2 separate regions of the Mus musculus genome follow, and region 2 is linked to region 1. The links are chromatin loops, found by intact Hi-C in ENCODE. Cell type or tissue: gastrocnemius. All regions are shown on one strand.

Evidence for each region. Hi-C counts contacts between places; a loop is a spot of excess contacts. Peaks named below come from ENCODE experiments on the same cell type or tissue, not always from the same donor. Only the 100,000 strongest peaks of a DNase experiment are listed, where the experiment ranks them.
Region 2: a loop joins it to region 1, with 3 times the contacts of the local background. A loop is called at or near these places in 11 of 42 quality-filtered maps.

Annotation. Positions count from the first base shown.
Region 1 is chr8:102,514,593-102,517,092 of GRCm38, reverse strand. No RefSeq gene overlaps it. Among named protein-coding and RNA genes, the nearest start is that of Gm39233, 200 kb to the right of the region's middle. In gastrocnemius, a CTCF peak has its summit at 1,152 (motif pointing left); a DNase peak (open chromatin) is centred at 1,123.
Region 2 is chr8:102,776,905-102,779,404 of GRCm38, reverse strand. All of the region lies in intron 1 of Cdh11 (cadherin 11), which reads left to right. Among named protein-coding and RNA genes, the nearest start is that of Cdh11, 7.0 kb to the left of the region's middle. In gastrocnemius, no CTCF peak of the experiment used is centred here; a DNase peak (open chromatin) is centred at 1,349.

The DNA.
Region 1 (2,500 bases):
AACCCATACTGTACCTCTGTGGATTTCATATTCCTCCAGATCAAACAAACAAACAAACAAACAAACCACAACAGCAAAAATCCCAGATCCATTCAATTGATATGTCCATCAACACACCTTTAATCAATCAGTGACATTAATAATTATTAGCACAACTCTAACTGAGGTTGTGTGGATAAAAGAGTTATAAATCTGGGAAGGGCAGCATTCAGGATTCAGAGGCAGCTAACAACCTTAGCAGATGTTATAAACTTGTTACCATGGCTTCTACATTCTTGAATAAAAAGATTCCCACATAGGGAGAGTTTGAAATGCCTGTATTTTATAGCAGATGGTAGAAACAGGGATTTGAAATGCTATGAAGCAAGATATATATATATATATATATATATATATATATATAGTTACTTGTATTTTATTTGATTTTTCCGTGCTAGAGGATATTCCAAGATCTTCATGGATACCAAGGAAAAGTTGGGAGAGTTACATTTAAAGGAGAACAAAAGGAAATTATATTAAAGTAATTTGTGTCTTAGGTACATACCTTTGACGAGGCTATTAGGGATGGGCTTGAGTATAGCCCCAATATAAACTAACAGTGAGTCTCCCTGCATCCCAGGAGTGATGGAAGCAGAGACAGTAACAAAATTTAACTTATATTCCAATAAGAATGAAAGTGACATAGTGATATGGCCAGTTGATGATTCTTAATGACCTAGTGCATGCCATCTCTTAGATAAACCTCATAATCTCTTGTTTGATTCCCAGAACAAATTAATATTCATGCAACACATTTTCAGAATGAATGTCTAGATTCCCAGAATGTAGGGCATTTAAGAAGATGACAAATATATGCTGCAATAATTTAAAAAAACTCTACAAGTATTATGTGTTCAAGCGACCTGGAGTAATGGAACTGCTTAAATACTTTAGGATAGATGGAAATACAAAAGAAAAATACCATGATACACACACACAAACACACACACACACACACACACACACACACACACACACACACACACACACCAACATTGGTTCTCATTTTGAGTGTGAAGTCATTTAAATTTATATGTGGAAACTTGCCTATAATTTCTCTTATTTTAAAGAATGAATTCCTGATATTTGGCCCCACCCAGTGGCCATTTTCACTGTCCTCTGGTGTATAACAAGATTCACTCTCAGAAGATCCAGTATGACATGCTATGGTTTTGGAGTGTGAAATAAGAGATTTTTAGTAGTGATGAATGCCAAGTGTAAGATTCAATAATTTCAAATCTAAACACTTTTCTTTTTGTCCTAAAGATAAATATCTCCACTGTTGTAGGGTTATTGTTTGATGGTGTATGTAAAACTGAATGTCCAAGAAAATGTTACTTTGATATATTCCATTGATCACTTGGTAATTGTACAACATAATCATCAAGTGACTAAATGATAGAAATAAACCCTGGTAAAATTACGGGGAAAGCTAATATGTGACCCAGACTATGTAAGTCATTAGAGTGCTTCTGACCCCAACCTGCAAGGGAGCTGAGTTTGCTCTTCCCCTGTTTGCCCAATCTATGTTTAGGAACTAGTGGCTTGAAGTCTTTGGTTCTTTAACAAGTAGTAGTAAGTCTGTTTATTACCATTCCCAATGAGCACCCCCTCCCCCATAAGATTATGTTTGCCTCACCTTTGGAAAGTAGAACACTTAAATGTGTAGAGGTATCAATCTCCAAATGAAGTCATCATCAAATGTTAAATTAGCAGTCAAAACTGTGACTATCTCATACATTACTAATTGTTGCTAGGCTCTGTCAGGAAAGCAGCATATATTCTAAGAGAGTGGATCCTTGTATCCTGGCAGTCAAAGCTATGTTGTTTCTCTCCTCATAAAAAGAAATTTATTACTGTACTGAGGATACTTACACACACACACACACACACACACACACACACACACACACACACACACAGCATGTGTATTTAGTTTCTTTTGCTTAGCACTTTTGTGGTGAGAGATTTTGGATTAAAAGCAAGGCATCAAAGGAGATCAAAGTAGATGTAGCAAGACAATAAATCAAACAAGAACCCACAGCAAGACTTTCAAATGATTGACAGTTTCTGAAGCACAGTATAAAGAGAAAGCTGAGAGAAGAGGTCAGAGTTGGAGGCAAGGAAGAAAGGATTGGATTTCAGGAGATCTTACGCATTTTGCTAAAATTTATCCTTTCACAAAAGAAGGGCAGCTAATTACAGAGAGCTGATTGAGATCGTTATTGCACTAAACCAGGTCACAGACTATGGCTGCCTGATAAAATATAAGGGCAGGGAGAACAACTGAATGTGATCAAGAAATTCCAAAAAGGTAACTGTGCAAAAGAGTGAGGAACAGGAAGTATCTTAGGATCAGCTGCAGGCTACTGTTTAGGCAATGGTTGTTGCAATGATGAATATGAAAAGAGTTGATGGAGCAATGTTCATTGGGTATTCACTAGGTTGGTTTTAAGTGGCT
Region 2 (2,500 bases), 260 kb before region 1:
CCACTGGAGTGACTTTTACACATTAAACTCCGCTCTCACTGTTCAGATCTTTTATAAGGAATGACTTCAGGCCCAGTGTCACCCTCCATATAATGGTGACCTAGTTATGAGAACAAGCTCAGTGGTCGGGTGGCTCCTCCCTCCTCTTAATTTCAGACACCTAGAGATCTGTTTCCAGTTCTCCTCAGGTTCCACCAGTGAATGGAGAATTTGAGGAGAGGCCATGGCTCTCCATGTTAGATTTTACTTCTAAATAAGAATAAGCTTGGTGTGACTGGCTCTGATGATTAAACTGAGGGCACTCACTGTGGTCTTTGGGAACATTTTGCCTGTGAGCATGTTGTGAAAGAGGTAGGGTGTTTTTCATCATTGCTGAAGTTTGACCCAGTTATTTAATCATGGCGGTAGCCTTGCTCAGCATCATGGTGACAATGAGGACAGGGAAGGTGAGCTTAGGCCGGTGTTTGCAGGGTTAAACATGCCATTATCTAAACCTTTGTCTTTTATTCATCATGTTTTTTTTTTCCCATTGCTCTTTAAAACGATATATTCATTTATTGTGTGTCTATATATGCGTTCTCTCTGTGTGTGTCTTGCACCCATGGAGGCTGGAAGAAGGCATGAAATCATTTGGAACTGGAGTGAAAGAGCTGTGAGCTGCCACGTCAGGGCTGGAAACTGAGCCCAGGTTTTCTGTAAGAGCAGCAAGTTCTGTTACCCACTGTATCCTCTCTCCAGGTCCTTTTCCAGTAATTTTGACTTTAAAATACGGCATTAAGTATTATTGATTTTGATTACTCAGGGTTGTATCTTAATCACCATACATACATGTTCTTCACGGAGAATACACCATTGAGCTGATCCTGGTCCCAGCCACATCTTCTCAGAACTTTAAGTAGCCTGCATTCAAAGTTTCTTTGTTTATGGATAGCCAGTGAAGACTAACCCACAAACAATGTGAAGACTTAGATGCTTTTTCTGAAAAAACAGACCTCACAGTAATATCTGTGTTCTGAGATTGCTTGAAAGGAAAAACCATGTTGCCCGGTGACTACTGAGCCCCAATAAAAGCTGAAGCTACCGACTGCAGAACTTAGACCCCGCGGCTGAGGAGACACTTCAGTCAATCAAGGGACTTGCTGAGCAAAAAGACCTGAGTTCAATCCCTAGAAATGCCAGTGGCATGCACATGTAATCCCAGCTCTAGGAGGTGGAGACAGATAAATATGCCTGGGGCTCACTGGTCAGCCAGCCTGGCTTATGAGTGAGCTCCAGGTTCAATGAGAGACCCTGTCTCACAAGACAAGGTAGATGACACCTGAGGGGTCGAAAGTTGTCTGTGGCCTCCTCTGGCATGTACACACGTGTCCTTGGGCTTGTGCCCATGCATGCGCCTGTGTGCATACACACAGCCCTTCCCCCGCACACAGAACTGGGATTTGGTTTTCTAGACTAACGATGACAGCCAGCAGCTCCTACTTTCAATGATTAGATGTAAATCTTCGCTCTAGATTGGGACATCTCTCAGTAAGTGATGGAGTGTTCGTTAGCGCCTGCCTGTTTTGAATGATTTCATGTGTTTAAGTGAGCCATCCTTTTTCCGTTTAGAATATTCAGGAGGCGGTGGAGATTTTAGAGATAGTTACTGCTTTTAAAGGGCCCAGGCCTCCTTTATACCTTTGCAAGCCTTATTTCCACTGCTCGTTTCACATATGGGTTGCTGTGGGATGTTACCCTGCAGTAACATCTTCCTGGGAAAGCTGCCTGAGCACGTGATATGCTGATATCCATCAGGGGTCTGCTTTCGTGTAAAAACGGCTCATTACTATTCCAGACTAGCTTAAAAGATAATTAGTCTCTTGATAAATCGTCTCAATTTCAAGACTGTTCCTGTTTATTTTTCAGGTAAATGTAGTTTGGGATTTCAAAGGGATGGCCCAGTGACAATTTTAACTCCTGAACAGACAGCAACTGAAGGAGTTTGTACCCCACCTGGTGATGCCTATCTTTTGTGGACCCAGAAAAGAACACAGTGACTTGACTTCTAGTTAAGAAATCCACGGGGCTCACCCTTTTCACATCTCTTACTGGTTTCTCAACCATTTTCACACCCTATATCTCAAGCAGACTGTACTTTGCCTGCTCCTGGGCTTTCTATCTGCAGCCTCCCTGAGGCAGGACTTCTTGCCCCAGGCCAGTGTTCTAGCCAGCCCTTTCCCACCAATAAACAATATCCTATCTGCTGCATTCATCTGGTAATGGGAATTAACACAGAAGGCCATTTTTTTGAGATCCTACTATGTGCCATGTGCTGACCCCATCCCTCTATAATCCTATATAGCCTCTATGGGAGCAGGGATCAGCAAATAACTGTTTAACAAAGACAGAGATAGAGAGCTCTCAGGGAAACTTGGGACACTCGAGGCTAAGTTTGCAAATCTACAAATCCCAATGCTCTGTAGTTTCCTGCTACATGGGATGTGTGTCAAATGTCTGGACC